Regions from separate parts of the Homo sapiens genome. Here region 2 is linked to region 1. Evidence: chromatin loops called from intact Hi-C (ENCODE). Cell type or tissue: HepG2. All regions are shown on one strand. Links, peaks and the distances in the headings refer to the core of each region. The heading gives the core; the rest is flanking DNA.

Region 1 (8,916 bases), core at 508-8,507:
AAGAAGTTCACAAGAAACACCCTAATGAAATGTTTCATGACAGGTGGGGACAAGCAATGGCAGGAGTGGCTACTGAGGGATGCTGTGGTCATTCAGAGGACCTCCGTGTGACACAGAGGGATGGGAGCCAGAGAAAGGGATTGGGTGGAGTGTTGAAGGGAAGGGTTTCCCAGGCTCGGAATGGGTGTCAGCCTGGCTGGGAGTGGGGTTCCGCTGGGGAGCAGGATGACCTGTTTTGGAGAAGGGGGAAGAGGCCTGGCACCTTGCTTCTCACTGCAGACCCCCTATGCCTCTTAGAAACCCACCTCTGTCCATGCCTGCCCTGCTTTGGACAGGGGCCTCATCCTCTCCCCTGAATGCCTACACAGCTTCCTTCCTGGTCTTTCTGCCTCCAGCTTTCCTCAGCTCTAACCCACTCTCAACAGCCCATGGAATCTTCCAGAAACACAAATATAACCATGTCACTGCTCTCCTCTGCCTTTTCCATAGAAAAATGCCACACTGGCCTTGGTCTCATCCTGTTCCTCTTTTCCACCAGCATCTTATGCACCAGGCATATGGAACTCAAGTTTCCCAAATGCATGGGGCCCTTCCATGTCACTGCACTTTGCATTTACTCTGCCCTGTATTTGGAAATCCTTCCTGAAGGGTCTCATTCATTCACAAACACTTAATGAACACCTACTGTGTGCCTGACACTGTTCTGAACCCTGGGAACAAAACAGACAAAAATCCTTGTCCTCATGGAGTTTTATATCATGGTGAGGGATAGAGACTAAAACAAAACAAAGAAGTCACCCCTCATATCCACATCTGCATCGTGGATTCAACCAAACATAGACAGAAAATGTAGTTAAGCTTCCAATGGTTGCACCTGTACTGAACATGTATAGACTTTTTTCTTGTTATTATTCCCTAAACAATACAACAACTATTTACATAGCATTTATATTGTATTAGTTATCATAAGTAATCTAAAGATGATTTAAAGTATATGGGAGGATGTGCACAGGTTATGTAGAAATACTATGCCATTTTATATAGGGGACCTGAGGTGCCTGGATTTTGGTATCAGCGAGGAGTCCTGCCCCATGGATGACTATAATACACAACAGTAGGTGCTACCGAGCGCTATGGCCGAAACTGCAGCACGGAAGGCAGGATGAATAGGGCCTTGAGGCCACTGTGATAATTCTGAGTGAAATGGGGAACCATTAGAGGATGCTAAGCAGAGAATGACATGATCTCTCTTAGGTTTTAGGATAATCCCTCTGGCTATCATGTGTGGATAAACTGAAGGGGGACAGATGGGGGCAAGGAGACTAGCAAGCCACACCCTGCTTGTCCTTCAAAGCTCAAGAATGGGCTGGGCATGGTGACTCACACCTGTAATCCCAGCACTTTGGGAGGCTGAGGCAGGCGGATCACCTGAGGTCAAGAGTTCGAGACCAGCCTGGCCCAACATGGTGAAACCCCATCTTTACTAAAGATACAGAAATTAGCCAGGCATGGTGGAGGGCACCTGTAATCCCAGCTACTCAGGAGGCTGAGGCAAGACAATGGCTTGAACCCGGGAAGGGGAGGTTGCAGTGAGCTGAGATCACGCCATTGCACTCCAGCCTGGGTGACAGAGTGAGATCTGTTTCAAGAAAAAATAAATTCATCTAAAAAAAAGCTCAAGAATGATCCCTTGTCTGAGTGAGGCTGCTCCGTCCTGGTCCCTGGATCACCCTTTGCTTACTTATGGACAGCCCTGGCCACACCCTACCATGACTATCTTCATCTCCTCCCTATCTGCACTGTGATCTCTGTTACCCTGGCCCACTACCTGCCCCAGAGCAAACACTCAAGCCCACTGGGAGAATGCATTAGGAATGACTGTCTATGTGACCTATAGGTCCTCTCTGCATTCCCAAAGCGGTGTCACTTCACTGTGACCTGGAGGGGAAAACAGTACAACTAGCTCATTTGAAAAAAAGGGTAAGTGAGTTCTGGGGAGCATTGATAAAGCTCAGTTTCACTGATCTGAAACAGGTGCCTTAGAGTTCCCACTTCCCCACATCTGTCTCTAGCTCAGTGTCCACCTTCTCCAGCCCCAGCCGCCTGGGAGATTCCTGGGGGTAGCCAGGTATGAGAAGGCACCTCCTCCACTGCTTCCTGTTCTCATTTAGGGTGGTCCCTGCTGGCCTTCAGGCCTGGCATTGCCTCCCACTCTGACTCCCTCCCACAGCCTGCCCATCTCCCCTCCCAGGGCTCTGAGGAGGACAGGAGCCCTGCAGAGCAACGATCCACATATCAGGAGCAAGGGAATTAACATTTCCAGGCTGTAATTATACCTTCTGCTGGTGACACCTAAGGAAGCATCTTTTTATAAAAGCAGGTAAATTGAAGGCTTATGGGACTGTGGAAAATGGGTGTATTTTTAGCTCCCTCCCCTCACCACCCTTGATTGCCAGAACCCTGGTAATTGCTCTGGCACCAGTGGTTGGAACCAAGGTGGAGGTCTCAGAGTGGGGTCAAGGGGTCATTGAGAAGGGGATCCAGGAGGCACTGAGAACCTTGCTAAGCCAAGTGGGAACCTAGGAAAGGGGCCTGGGGAAATGCTCTCTGATAGGGAATTACGGGGAAGAGTCGTTCGTGAGCAGGTGGAGAGTACATTTTAAAAATTATATATAGCAATAGTAATAATAGTAACAATAACAATAATAGTAATGATATCTGACCCTTACATCATACTTGTTAAGTGCTAGGCAGTGTTCTAAATGCTTTTTGTAAATTAACTCATTAATCCTCACAACAATCATGTGAAGTAGGCACAGCTATTATCCCCATTTTGCAGATGAGAAAACCAAGGCATACAAAATTTAAGTGTAATTTTGAGTTAGACATTGGAGTTACATATGTGCATCTCTACACACACACAAGTTTGCTGATTTTAATGGGTGAATGAATGAATTCCCTCACTTTGTATTCCCCAGATATTTACAAAGAGGTCTAAAGCTTAGCCAATCAAAAAGCTCTGAACAGTTAGGAAGTCCCTCCCTTTTAAGGTGGGGTCTGATCCCACTTCCTGTTCTCCTCTTAAGATCTTGACATCCCACTGGTGCAAAGTCAACCATCTTGGTTAGTGGGCAGCCCCACCATGTTCTTAAGCACAGAACAGTGGAGCAAGAGGCTGTGATGAGATGCTTTAGGAGCTGACAGCAGGAGCCCTGGAGCTTGCAGGATCTCTGGCCATTTAGGGAACTAGCTGGAAAAGTGGATCTGCTGATATCAGAGAAAATGTGTGGGGAGAGGAGAAGAAGGATGAAATAGGGTCTCCCTAGATGTTGTCCAGTGGTAGCTGCTATCTAGGGACACCCCTTCTTCAAGCAAGGACATCAGCGTAGAAAAGGCTCCAGAGAGGGAGAGGCGGGGAGAAAATGTGATTTTTAATGCAAGCCTCAGTAATCAGCTATTTGTGATGGAATTTTATCTGTCCTGGTCTCTAAGGGACAAGAAGCGGGAGTGAGGGAAGAGGGGTCAGAAATTAGTATGCAGAAATATCTGATCAGCCAAAGTAATTTTCTTTAATAATCGTATTCATACTGCCTGCTCTCTGCTCACAAGAAGAATTAAGTATTTAATAGTAATATATTTCATCTGGCAGTGGTTCCGTTTCGTTAGGAACTGTGATGCCTCGTTGGGGTATGTGGTGGGTGGAGGTCTGTGTGAGGGACAGGTAGGAGATGGCAAAGCAAAAAGAATAGATAAGCAAGCAGGAGGGAAATGGGCATGGGAGGGCAGAAAAGGAACTAGAGGGAAGCCATGTGCCAGGGCGAGCCCAGCACCCCTCTGAGATGCCACTCAAGTGCTTTCATTGCCTGAGCTGGGCTGTGAACTCTGTCCTCTGGCTTTAGTTGATATGCCCCAAAGGCCCCTACTTCTGACCCAATTCCTCAAGCTTTATCCCCAACCTCCAAAGATAGGTTCTCTTTTCTAACCTCTGGTCTTCCAGCCCTGACACCCTCTCCCAAAGACTCATAGAGGAGCTGGTTGGCTAGTCCTTCTGTGGTAGCATTACACGGTGAACTGTGGACCATGCTCTAACCCCTATAGCTAAGCTGCCAGAGCTCTGTGGGCAGATTCCTGGGGCTGCTTCCATGTATTTCCCAGGCCAGAGGTGAGCACGCAGTTCCTGGCTCATACCGGAGCAGGGTGGATACAGAAAGAAGCAGCAGCTTGCACCGGCTGGAGAAGCTGACAGCTGCCTCTCTGCCCCAGGGCTGCAGAAGCAGTGTGTTTTAGCTATGGCATGACTTAATAGTTAAAAAGCAGGCCCAGCACATGCCAAGGACATAGCTGGTCACACTGGGCACTCAGGCATTCAACCTCCACTGGAGGCACTTGGAGAGGCTCTTTGCCTTCTCTGCTTCCCAGAGCTCAGGTGCCTCAATGGAAAACAGCAAGAAAGGTGCAACCACATTTGCCAATGAGATGGAGACAGAGAGAGGGCTCAGCTGCAGATAGCAGAGTTCAGTTTCTTGCCACTCTTTTAAAAGCAAACTCCACCAACTGATGTGCAGTGAGGCTGGCATTTCCAGGCGCCTGACAGGCTGGAATTAAACACCTGTCCGTTAAACTGACAGCCCCTGGAAGGAAAGTGAGGGAAAGAGAAGGTAGAGGGGGAGAGCTGGAAACCCAACAGCAGGCCGGCTCCTTCCTTGTAGGAGGCATTGTGTGTGCCCAAGAGAGAGTCCAGGATCAGAGTAAGCGGCACCTCTGGGTCCCTGCCCTCTGGTTTCTGAGGGAGCGTGTAGGCAGGCCCACAACAAACTAATACTCAGACCTGGACATTAGGGATAGAGAAGGAGGCCGGGCCAAGGAGAAGCTGAGAGGCTTACCATCATTTGCTCAAAGCTCCAGCTCAAAGGCTAGTTGCACCCTGACAGCCTCCCTGCTCTCTCCTTCCTCACCCACATACACAACATCTTAACTGCTCTGAACCCTTCAGGCACATGCCAGGCACTAGGCAACCCGTCCTGAACTTCCCTGAGACACCTCTTGGGCTGTTGTTTAACATTTGAATGGGTCGGTCCTGGCTCCCCAACTCCCCAGCGTAAGCTCCTAGGGAGAAGGAAGCTTGTCTTTGACTTCAAAGATGCTCCCCTACAGTCTTCAGTGCATCCTAGTGGGTGGGGCCAGTGTGGGGTGATAGGTTTACAGATGGATGGGAATCATGGGTAAATGAACAGATGGATGAGTGGATGGATGCAACACTGATCACTAGGTGCTGTATGTCACTGTGCCGAGGCTGGTTGTTAAAGTTAGTAAGTAGTCGTTGCCCCTAACCAGGGAAGGCCAACCTCCAACCATCTGGGACTTGCTGGACCTCATACCATTCAGCAAGTAAACATTAGCACCCCGCCCAGCAGGGGGCCTCAGGCCCCTGCTCCATTGCTATGACCAGCGTCCATTCTTATTGGTCAGTATACGGGATTATTATTTTAACCAACACTCCTGAGTGGGCAGATGAACAGAGGCCAGGACTGAATGTGAAATTAGATGATTTTAGGGAAGGAAGAACTGGAAGGAAGTAGGTAGGAACTTGTGACAAGCCAACTCGCTTGTCAGGTGAGTGGGTTTTTGTTTCTCACACTCAACCATGACCTTGGGCTATTTAGTAGAACTCTGAGCCTCAGTCTGCTCACCTCTCAAGTGAGAACAGTATCTGCCTTGCCCACTTTAGAGGGTGGTCGTGCCTGGTTGGAATCTGTCCCTCGCTCCTCTAGGCATTATTCTTTGCTCTGCACGTGCCCGTTTCTCTAATAGATAATGAGCTCTTTGCAAACAAGGATGCAGTATAAAACATCTTTATATCCCAGAGCGTGCTTGGTAAATGTTGGTTGAATGGATGAATGCAGGAGTAATGAATGAGTGAATGAAAAAAAGAGCAGACTCTGAAAAGTATAGCAGGAGAGAGTAGGGTGCACATGGGGGAAGTTGTTGTAAGATGGATGGGAGGTGGAGAGGGGGAAGACCAGGGAGGGGCACTGCCCAGTATCAGAAGGGATCTTCTCGCACCCTTGATCAACTCCTCATGTGCCTCCTTCACTACCCTGGTGATGCCCAAGTTTTGGGAGCATGAGGCCAGCATATGTCCTCGTGGGAGAGTGGGCCCCTGAAGGCAGATCCTAGTGTGGGTAGCGCTGCTTCATCCAGCTTCCCAGGGTGCACCACTGCAGTCTCTGTGAGCTCCAGGTATGAAACTCAGGGTTGTCCAATGAAGGGAGAGGGGAAGCACCAGAAGACAAGACAGGGAACCAGAAAGGCTAGAGGAGAAGACCAAGGCTGGAGGAGCTGAGGAGCACACCGACCTTGACTTCAAACCTTGCCCTCCCTCCCCTCACTCTAGTGGTACCATCAACGCATCCCTTCTCAGATCCCCAGCCTGGCTGGCTGCCCCTTCCCAAGTCTCTCTCTGGGCTCCCCTCTTTCTCATATCCAGGGCCTATTTGGAAGGCCAGGGCTCTGTCTCCAAATCCTGCCCCACACTCTGGAATCATCCCTGGGTGATCTCAGCCTCCTCCCAGCTCAGTACACATGATTCAGCGCTTAATTATTTCCTATGGAATAGGATTCGCCGTTTGCTCATGTGCGCATGTGCTGTACGTGAGGGTGCTCTTCCATGTACCCACCACCCACCCATGGCCACAGGAGTTACAGCTGGTCTCTCTGGCAAGGCCACTATTCTTTTTCTTCTCTCTTAGAAAGGAGGTCTTGGCCGGGCACAGTGGCTCATGCCTGTAATTCCAACACTTTGGGAGGCTGAGGCAGGCGGATCATGAGGTCAAGAGATCGAGACCATCCTGGCCAATGTGGTGAAACCCTGTCTCTATTAAAAATACAAAAAATTAGCTGGGCATGGTGGCGCACGCCTGTAGTCCCAGCTACTCAGGAGGCTGAGGCAGGAGGATCGCTTGAACCCCAGAGGTGGAGGTTGCAGTGAGCCGAGATGGTGCCACTGCACCCTAGCCTGGCGACAGAACAAGACTCCGTCTCAAAAAAAAGGTGGGGGGGTCTCACTCTATCACCCAGGCTGGAGTGCAGTGCTGCAATCATAGAATTATATCTCACTGTAGCCTCGAACTCCTGGGTTCAAGTGATCCTTCTGCCTCAGCCTCCCAAGTAGCTGGGACTACAGTGCCACCACAGGCCAGAATTCTTTTGTTTAGGGCTTCCAGTAAGAAGAAAGCTGCCACAAGTAGGGGCTGGGGAGTAGCTTGCTGGGCAAGCTGCCCCCCTTTAAAGGGTTATTTTGAGAATTTGAGGACAGGGGTGTGAAAGCACGTTATAAACTTAAGTGATCTGAAAATCCACAGGAGCATTAGAATTATTCTTGGTATCATGATCATGATCATTATTGGTTTAGGTGTAGCTGACAAAGCAGGAAGGGGCAACAGCCAGATCTTATTAAGGTTCTGCTATAGATCAGAGTGATAATGTGCAGACTTCTAGGGAAGAAAAATTCTTTGCCATCTGTTTGTGTTACAACAGATCTTTCTGGGGATTTGCCACCCCACCCCCTCCCTGCCCCTTGGAACCCATCCTGAGCCCCTTCAGAACTCAGCGTGGGCACCACTCTTCACATTCAGCCATCCACTGTCTCCAACTCTTCTCAGCCCCCTTTTCTATATCTCATCTCCTCAGCCAGACTGTACATTTCCCCAGACTGTACATTTCCCCAGACTGTACATTTCCCAGACTGTACATTTCCGCAAACTGTATGTTTCCCAGACTGCACATTTCCCCGACTGCACATTTCCCCAGACTGTACATTTCCCAGACTGTACATTTCCCCAGACTGTACATTTCCCTAGACTGTACATTTCCCAGACCGTACATTTCCCCAGACTGTACATTTCCCAGACTGTACATTTCCCTAGACTGTACATTCCCCAGACTGTACATTTCCCCAGGCTGTACATTTCCCAGACTGTACATTTCCCTAGACTATACATTTCCCAGACTGTACATTTCCCAGACTGTACATTTCCAGACTGTACATTTCTCTCTAGAGCACTTAGCACTGTGGGGGAACACAAAATGTGAAGGAAAAGAAAAGGAGAAGGGGGCCGGGTGTGGTGGCTCACACCTGTAATTCCAGTACTTTGGAAGGCCGAGGTGGGCGGATCATCTGAGGTCGGGAGTTCGAGACCAGCCTGACCAACATGAAGAAACCCCGTCTCTACTAAAACTACAAACATTAGCCAGGCATGGTGGCGCATGCCTGTAATCCCAGCTACTCGGGAGGCTGAGGCAGGAGAATCGCTTGAGCTTGGGAAACAAGAGTAAAACTCCGTCTCAAAAAAAAAAAAAGAAGAAGGGAAAGGAGAGGCAGATGGGGATGAAGAGAGGGAGATAGGAATGGAGAGATGGAGAGAGGAGAAAGAAAGAAAAAAAGGGGAAGAAAGGAAGGAAGGAAGAGAGGGAAGAAGGAGGAAGGGAGGAAAGGGAGGAGGGAAAGGAGAAGGAGATAGGGATAGAAGGAAGGCAGAAGGAAGGAGAGAGGAAGGAAGGATGAAGGAAAAGGGGGAAGGAAGGAAGGAAGAGAAGGGGGGAGGAAGGAGGAAGGGAGGGAAGGAAAGGATAGCACTGGATTTGCATCCAGTCTTGGATCTACCACTCTCACAAATTTGAGTGTCCTTCACCAAGTTGCCCAACCTCTTATTACTCAACAACCTCAAGCTGCTTCAGTTTCCCCATCTACTAATGAATCTTCCGGTACCTTCTGCCAAGAGTCAGAGAACCAGAGACTCCCAGACCCCATTTCTAGCCAACCACTTTCTCCAACCAGACCTGCCTACACAGGGAGCCGGCTCCCTAATGTTCAATTTCTGGACCCCTGGGTCCTCCCCTCCCCTCCCCACTGGCCCC
Region 2 (8,916 bases), core at 686-8,685, 62 kb after region 1:
TCTGTGTTGCTCCTCTATCAAGGCCTGGAGGATAAACATGTGGTCCGGAGGCAGAGAAACCCCAGGCCTGAAGGCCCCACTGCCCCCACCCCAGCAGCATAAACCCAGGGCTTTTAAGCAAGGAATGGTTTTCAGTAAATCTCTCCTATCAGCAGAAACCTTTGAAAGAGTTTGTTTAAAGGCCAGGGAGATAAACAGCAAGGAGAAGTGTTTGTTTAAGATGTATGTTCTGTGTGGCCACTCTGGGGCCCGGATTTACATCTCTGGGGAGAGGAACCACTCGGAGGCCAGGGTGGGGGCCTTCCAGGGGCACCTTGGGCTCCCGGTGTGGACTTCAGCCCAGGCAGGGACCCATGAGCTCAGGGGAGGGAAGTTAGCTGGACTGCACTCACAGGCCTCTCCAGGCTTGGGGCAAGAAAGCAGGGGCTGAAAGGAGCTGCAGGAAGGGAAGAAGCCCTGTAAAGGAGGGGAGGGGTGCCTGGAAGGACCTGCTGGTTGGAATGCAGGCAGAAATCCCCTAGGAAGCCACCAAACACACACACACACACACACACACACACACACAAAGCTCAGAACAGGCTCAGGCTCAAGGCCCACCCCAAACAGCCTCATACTCAGCAGCCCAATACACAGCTGGGTATGGCCAGCTCTGTGACCTTGGACAAGCCACCTAACCCAGAACTAGAGCCCTAGTTCCTCTCTGCTGTGAAAACAACACACCTGCCTCAAAGGGTTTTGAGTTTTCCTCCTGTCATTTGACAGATATCGCTTGTACACCTACCGTATGTCAGGCACTGTTCTAGGTGCTTGGGATGCAACAGTAAACAAAATACAGCCTCTGTCCTTTTGGAACTTAAAGAGGAGGAAGATAGGCAATGAGCACAATAATCAGTAAATTAAATACTCTTCGGAAGGTGACATGAGCTATAGAAAGAAATAAAGCGGGTACAAAGACCTGGGAAAGGATGGTTAGGTTGGACCTCCCAGAGAAGGTGGTCCTTCAAGGAGATGCAGGTATCTGAGGGGAGAGAAGCTCAGGCAGAACCCTCAGCCAGGGCAAAAGCCTGGAGGATTGAATAAAATACCTTAGGGTAGGTGCTGAAGCATAGTCCTGTGGTCAGTAAATAACGTCCAATGTTGTCATTATACTGAAGCAGTTACTGAGGCCTGGGATGGGCAGGGAAGCCTTCAGGGAGGATGCAGGACTTAAGCTGGGTTTTCCCTGGAATTCCTTCTCCCTGCCAAGTGGAGAGAAAGGCCCTGCAGAAAAGCATCATGGAGGTAGAGAGACAGGAGAATGATGGCAGAGCTCATTCCCCAAACCCAGTGGTGGCCAAGGGGTGTAGGGACCAACGCAGCTGGATTCTCAAGGAAAGTCTTTGGCCTGGGTCAGGAGTCTGGGCTCCCAGTTCTGGCTCTGCCCCTTGCTGGCAGGTGATTTGGGGCAAGTGATTTGAAGCTTCTTGCGTCCTTCTTTTCTCTACGGTAAAATGGGAATAATATATCCTCCCTTCATTGAATTGGTTGAGAGGATGAAAAGAGATATGGGGCCAGGCGCAGTGGTGCACACCTGTAATCCCAGCACTTTGGGAGGCCGAGGCGGGCGGGTTGCCTAAGCTCAGGAGTTTGAGACCAGCCTGGGCAACACAGTGAAATCCCATCTCTACTAAAATACAAAAAATTAGCTGAGCATGGCGGCATGAGCCTGTAGTCCCAGCTATTTGGGAGGCTGAGGCAGGAGAATTGTTTGAACCTGGGAGGTGGAGGCTGCAGTGAGCTGAGATCGTGCCACTGCACTCCAGCCTGGGTGACAGAGCGAGACTCCGTCTCCAAAAAAAGAAAAAAAAGAAAAGAGATATGGTGGGTGTTTCTGCCTGGAACATAGCAGATGCTCAATAAACATTGGATTTGCATTTTGGGCTGTCCTGTGCCCTTTCAGACTCCTTTTGGGCACTTTCCTGAAAGGATGAGCCAGATGGTGATGAGTCTACTGGGTCCCAGACTTGGAGGAGAAGACGACTAATAGCTGAGCATGGTCCCCACGTAGCTGAAGGGCTGTCCCGCCAGAGAAAGCCTAGATTTGTTCCAAAGGGGCTCCAAAAGGAAGGAAGAAGTTTCACGGACACAGATTTTCATTTGCACTCAGGAGGAATTTGGCAATGGTCCGGGCTATTTAACAGCAGGATGGACCTCTATAGAGACAGCTAGCTCGTGCTATTAGGAATTGTGTGGGCAGAGGTGGCTGAGTTGTTTTTTGTTTTGTTTTGTTTTTTGTTTGTTTTTTGTTTTGAGACAGAATTTCACTCTTGTCACCCAGGCTGGAGTGCAATGGCACTATCTTGGCTCACTGCAACCTCCACCTCCCAGGTTCAAGTGATTCTTCTGTCTCAGCCTCTCAAGTAGCTGGGATTACAGGCGCGTGCCACCATGCCTGGCTAATTTTTGTATTTTTAGTAGAGACGGGGTTTTGCCATGTTGGCCAGGCTGGTCTCAAACTCCTAACCTCAGGTGATCTGCCTGCCTTGGCCTCCCAAAGTGCTGGGATTACAGGCGTGAGTCACCGCGCCCAGCCCTGAGTTTTGGGTAGAGGTAGAACAGAGAGGTGGGGACTCCTTCTCTGCGAAGTTTGGACCCGTTGGCTTCTGGGATCCCTTCCAGCTTTGAGATTTGGGGATTTACCTCCATTCCTTGCCAGGCTTCACAGTCCATCAAGATCTACCCATACAACAGATTTTTTCCAATCCTTCACGGAAATTTGCCTGACCCCTGTGTCCTTTGGCTTCAGTCATGTGATGGGCCAGCACATCTGAGAGATGCATCCATGCTAAATTTGGAGTGGTCACAGATTAACACATTAGTCCTTCCAGGTAACCCAGATGCAGGTTTACAGGGTCTTGGATCTGTCAACTTAAAGGTAAAAGGAACAGTGGAACTTCTAGCACCGGGGAGGGACCGAGGACAGATATGTTTGGGAAAACATGCCTGAGAAGTTCATCAAATAGTGCCTAGTACCCTCCAAATCCTTCTTACAATAAGATTAACTTTAGCTAAGATCACAAACCAGAGCTCAAAGATCTGAAGGGCTGGAGTGCCTACCTTGGCCCCTCTTCATGAGCCAGGTGAAGTTCCAGGGGATCTCTGGACACCTTCTCCTTGCCCTGTAGACGCCTTGCCAAGGAGAACCCGCTTGCCTGGCAGCTGTAAGCCAGCACTTTTCTTTTCAAAGCCTCTGAGTCTCCTTTCCCTCCTCCTCCTTCCTTCCCGCCTCCCCCCTCAACACCCAAAAAAGGAGGATGCCCCTTCTGTTGAGTACACAGCCTGCAATTTTGCTGTCAAATCTCAGCCAGGAGGTCAGTGTTGTGACTGACTGTGTAAGGATCGCTCCCTTAAGGGTAATTACACTAAATTCCCCTCTGAAGGACAGCTCTCTCTGGATAGAATACAAGAAAACTCCGCATCCCCCATTCACGGAAACTCATGATTTCTGTGGCTGTCACTGGTACTCTGGCAGCGAGACACTTCGAGGTTCTCCAACCACTCGGAGGTGAGTATGAAGGCGGTGGCCGTGGCAGCACCCAGGCCATGGAGGTGGGTGGCCAAGCGGCAAGATTAGGGGCGTGGGGTCCAGAGGGACCCCTCTGGGGAGCTGGGGTCCTGGGTGGCCAAGCAGGAACTGGGCCACAGACAGGAGCATCTCCACCTGAGCTGGCCACGCCCTGAACAGGGAATGCAATGTCTCTCCACTGACATTCACCCCGGGAGAACACCCCTACACATGCACTCATTCCTTTGTTTAACACATTGCCTTAGAGCACTCATCACCTGCCCTGCACTGTACTAGGCACTAAAGGGGGACCCGCGATGGGGCAGCAGCCCCCTCTGCAAAGAGCTGGAGCACTCGTTGGCAAAACAAAGCACTTACATGTGAAAGGTGAATAAATATCCAAGCCTCCTCCATCCCCTGCATCATCCCCAGACCCTATCAGAGGGGCAACACGCTGACCCTTGTCCCCACCTGCCCTGAAGGAGGCTGGCAGCTAGACCTTTCAGGTCTAGCAGCCACACTTCCACTCTCCCCACCCTGGGGAGACCCTGGCAAGAGTTGGGGAGTCACTCACCCACAACAAACAGTTAAAAGGAAGAAAGCAGGTCTGGCGATATCAATGCACTTTGATAACAATAAACTCTGCTTTTAATTTATGCTAATGTGTAGGGCTGTGGTGACAGTAAGAACTAAATTACAGAGTGGCTTTCGAGCTGGTAATTATCCCTCCATTTTTCGCTGCTCTGGAAGATGGACACACAATTATGCTCTCTTGCTGTATATTAATACAGATTCTTGACATCTTCAGCAGACCTGGAGCTGTCATCGAGCTTTTTGTCTCCTTTAATTGAAAATTAATGGTTACTAGGTTGCCACGGAAACAGAGGCCACGGACGCCAATGGCGCTCACGTCTCACCGCGGGACTGGCGGCGTCAGGAGTCCGGAATGACCTTGAAAGTTAAAAGAAAAAAAAAAAAACTTAAAAAAGAAGGGGAGAGGAGGGGAGAGGAGGAGAGGAGGGGAGGGGGACAGGAGGGTGGGGGGGGTGTTCATGTCAGAACTGAGAGAGAGACAGAGAAAGAGGAGAAGGAAAGGAGTGAAAAGGGGGAAGAGGGAGAGAAAAGAGAGGAAAAGAAGAGATTAAAAATTGAAAAGAAGAGAAGAAATTCCAGGAGGTTGGGAGTGTGGATGCTGGTGAGGGGAAATTAAGTTAGTAAGTTTTACCTCTCAGCTTTTGCCTCTTACCTCTCGTGCTGTTGCTCACTTTCTCTCTCTCTCTCTCCATCTCTCTCTCCCTTTCTCTCTTTTTTAAAGACCCACTGAAACACTGGGACCTGGGTCCCCACTTCAAAATCCATGATTCTACAAATCTGTTTCAGTCAGAACGTCAGCATCTGCTGAGAGCCCCCATGAGGAAGGGACAAAGGCTCCTTTGGTGCCATGAGAGGTGGCAGGCAGAGCAGGGGCAGGGGTGAGGTGTGCCACGTGGGCACTTCTCAGGAGCCAAGCAGGCTGTGCTGTCAAAAGTGGGGGCCACGGAGGAGGCCACTGTATGGGGAGCTGGGAGCTGCCGCAACATTGTCCAGCAGACACGGGCAGGTGAGAGGGCTCTGTCTGCTGGGCCTTCAGCTTGAAAACACAACAAAAGAACTCAAGAGTCAGAGATCGGGGGCGGAGGGGGGAAGGGGATGAGGGGGGAGGGTCCAGGCAAGGAAGATAAGAGATACAGGAGGGCCATTCAGTGAGCCTCTGGGATGGCCAGTGGCTCTGTGCTTGGGAAGGTGTTTTCCTAGGAGAAGTTAGCAGGTCCAGCATAGAGGCACTGGGGACCCCTGAGTGTTCTAGCAGGAAAGGTGGGCTCTTTCCTCATCTATCCACCTTCCCAATTCCTCAGCCGAGGGCACATGCTCTAGAAAAGCAACTCAATTCAACCATTATTGGATGCCTACAGTGAACCAGCAGCCAAGCTAGACTTTGGGGTCACAACAAACCAGACACAGATCCTGCCTAGAAAGCCTCAAAATCGAAGCCGGGAGTAGACAGACATGAATAGACAATTGGAAAGTTAGCGACCCCCTCGAAGATTTCTCTGCAAGGATGTTCACCTCAGTATTATTTATAATGGCAAAAATCTAGAAATGGATGGATGACCAACAGGTGATGACTGATAAAATGATATGCCTTATGCCCAAAGACAGAGCACTATACAGTCATTTTAAATTATGTTGGAGAAGAATATGTCATGACCTGGGGAAAAAGTTATCAATATTTTATTTAATAAAAATATTAGTTGACAAAATGGTGATGTATTCATGATTCCATGATCTTGTTTCTGAACTTTTAAAGACATGTGTACATTAAACATGTAACAAAAAGTTACATATATGTGTATGTAAATGTGTGAGTGCGTGTGAGTGTATATTTGTGAATATGTGTGTGTGAATGTGTGTGTCCATGTGAGTGTGTGTAAATGTGTGTTTGAGAGTCAGCTTAAAAAAAACTAGGAGATACACTAAAGTCGTACCATGGTTATCTCTGGGTGGGAAGATTATGGCTGATCTTTATTTCCTTTTTTATGCTTTTCTGTATTTTCCTTTTTTTTTTTTTTTTTTTTTTTTGAGATGGAGTCTCACTCTGTCACCTAGGCTGGAGTGCAGTGGCTGGATCTTGGCTCACTGCAACCTCTGCCACCCAGGTTCAAGCGATTCTCCTGCTCAGCCTCCCGAGTAGCTGGGATTACAGGCACCTGCCACCACGCCTGGCTAATTTTTATAGCTTTAGCAAAGACGGGGTTTCACCATCTTGGCCAGGCTAGTTTTGAACTCCTGACCTCATGATCCACGCGCCTCAGCCTCCCAAAGTGCTGGGATTACAGGCATGAGCCACCATGCCTGGCCTGTATTTTCCATTTTTTTAAACAATAAATATACATAACTTCTATTAACAGAACAAAAAGAAAAGAAAAGGTGTTTTTAAAATTCTAGAACCAGGCCCCTAGAGATAAAATCCCCAATAAGGTGCTCCTCACACACTTCTGCAGGGACTGGGCCTCCTTGCCTAAGGCTTTCCCCCACAAATCAGACCCAGCAAAGCTTTTCCCCAATTACCAGAACCCCATCCTAGGTTCTCATTCCCCTCCCCCTACAACACTCTCCCCATCCCCAGCCTGCTGGCCAGGGTGTCCAGAGATAGGGACACCCAAGCAGGGCTGCAGGGTGGGCCAGGGGAGCAGGCCCTGCAGCCTGGGATGTGGATGCCAGGAACTCCTTCTCTTTGGTTCCCAGGTGGACCTTTAAGGTAGCACCACTGCCTTCAGCATCATATTTGGACTCACATGCAGGCCACCAGCTATCAAGGGCTAGGAAAGGGTCTCTCATTCACTGGGGCCCCAGTAGCTGGCTGGACCTCAGCAACTCTTTGCTAAGCTGAATATCAACAGTGGATAGTTATGGAGTAACTGCTCATCATTACAACTCTAAGGTACATATTACTATCTCATTTCACAGACCCTGCAGCTAAGGTCCAGAGAGGCTAATTGACTGGCTCCAAGGCACATAGATGATCAGTCACAGAGCTGGAACCCAACCCCAGGGATGATCTGCCTCCAGGTTTGTACTCTCTGTGCCTGTTTCTTCCCTTGCCAGGTCCAGAAAACCCAGGTACAAGTGGAGTCTCCCTGAATGGCTAGGGTTTCTAGAATAGACTCCATTCTGGGAAGGTCACCATGAAAAACTGCATCTTTTCATGGTCTTGGCACCCCTGGCTTGCCCTTGGCAGGGCTGGAAGAGTTACCCCTAGTTAAAGTGGGAACTTTGGAGAAAGCCTGGCTGGGATGAGGGCTTCTAGAAAATGCATCCTCTCTGCCTCTCACCAGATACATCCTTAACTCACTCACCTGGCAAATGGGAGCTCTGTTCCATACCCCTAATTCACTTCTCTACCCCTGCCCAGTCTCAGCTTCCAAAATCAGATTTCCACACCCCTTCCCCCAGGAAGCTTTCAGCCAAGTCACTTCAAATTGCCACACTTATTCCTGTACTCTGCCTCAATAATAAATAAAGCTACCCTATGGCGTATGTCTTCTGTCCTCCATGGCAGGCCCTATGCCAAGCACTTCGCACGTGTCCACTCCCTCTATCTTCCTGACAAGTTTATGAGGAGGTGCTATGATTTTATCCCACTGAGGCATAGAAAGTTAGCCAGCTTGCCCAATGTGACATAGCAAATCAGTGGCAGAGCCAAAAGGTGACCCCTTGCAGTCTGAAACCAGAAGCCACGTTCTTCACTACCACACCAATGGCAATGCAAGGATATGAGGTTTCACTAGAATTGTGGTGCACTGGATGACCTGGAAATCAGTAGCCCATTTGGCTGGACTCTTGTGACATGTCAATGATGAGGCAGGTTGGGGTAATGGTCTTTCCCCAGAACAGGGGATCTTGCATGTGTAGACAGGTGGAAACAGGCTCACCTCCTCTCTGGAGGTAGACTGCATCTGCTTCATTGAGCTGGGAGCCTCTCAGGGCAAGGTCAATTGTGTTCTCACTGGTCCTGCCACCCACACTCAGGACATGAGGGAGGGTTCCGGGGTGGGGGTCGGGGGGCGACTGGCTGCTCCACTGGCTGGCAGACCAGCTATAGGGACAGGTATAGGGGAAGGGTCCCAGGTAAGGGCCATCTGTGCCTCTGCCCCATCCCTGGCTGAGCCCCAAGACCCAGAGGAGGCCTGACTTTCTCTTCCCTCCACCTCCCTCCACCCCCATACCAGCCCTTCTCCACCTCCCCCCTGTCCTTCCCTCCACCTCCCCACCTCATCCCTGCCCACTTCCCTCCCCGCCCAGTTTCCCAGAGCCAGAACAAACAAGAAGACAAACCCAGCCGCAGCGGCAGCGGTGGCAGCGAGGGGAGCAGGGAACTTGCCTTCATTTCCCTGGCTTCCCTGATCCCGACCTTAATCCCCGCTCAGCATCCTGTCAGCCGGGTTGTTCTCAAGCTGACATTGCTGCAGGCGCCTTCTTGGCAGCCTTTCCTCAGATCTGCCTCCTCCGGGGACTTCTAAAGAGGAGCCTGAGGTTTCTCTGTTACAGCCGGCTTCACTTGCTGCCCTCAAGCAAAGCCTGGGCTCCCAGGGGGCCGTAGGGAGCGGGGGCTGAGCGGGGGCAGTGCCAGGCCTGACGTTTGGGAAGAAGAGAGGAGAATGGAGGTGGCTGGACCCCAGAGGCTTCCACAGTGGGGGTCAGGCCTGGAGCAGGAGCCCAACCAGTGCTGTGGGTCTGCTCAAAGCAGGGAGGGACTTGCTCAGGTGTGCAGGCCTAAGAAACTCAGGGGAAACTGAGGCTGGAGCCCAGAGAATTCAGGCTGGCGCTAGTTC

The links. A loop is a pair of places that touch in the nucleus more often than their neighbours do. Peaks named below come from ENCODE experiments on the same cell type or tissue, not always from the same donor. Only the 100,000 strongest peaks of a DNase experiment are listed, where the experiment ranks them.
Region 2: it touches region 1 in a loop (6-fold over the local background); 4 of 110 quality-filtered maps call a loop at or near these places.

What each region holds. Positions count from the first base shown.
Region 1 is chr6:41,458,076-41,466,991 of GRCh38, forward strand. The region is part of intron 2 of LOC112267957 (a long non-coding RNA gene); the gene reads right to left. Among named protein-coding and RNA genes, the nearest start is that of LINC01276, 40 kb to the right of the region's middle. In HepG2, for the core only: CTCF peaks have their summits at 5,429 (motif pointing right) and 7,230; DNase peaks (open chromatin) are centred at 1,846, 4,105 and 5,416; H3K27me3 peaks cover 1,078 bases.
Region 2 is chr6:41,519,731-41,528,646 of GRCh38, forward strand. FOXP4-AS1 (FOXP4 antisense RNA 1) reads right to left here. Exons shown (of 2, transcript NR_126415.1): 2 at 4,165-4,495. It overlaps LINC01276 (long intergenic non-protein coding RNA 1276), which reads left to right. Exons shown (of 3, transcript NR_120347.1): 3 at 1-122. Among named protein-coding and RNA genes, the nearest start is that of LINC01276, 22 kb to the left of the region's middle. In HepG2, for the core only: no CTCF peak of the experiment used is centred there; DNase peaks (open chromatin) are centred at 5,231 and 8,396; H3K4me3 peaks cover 657 bases.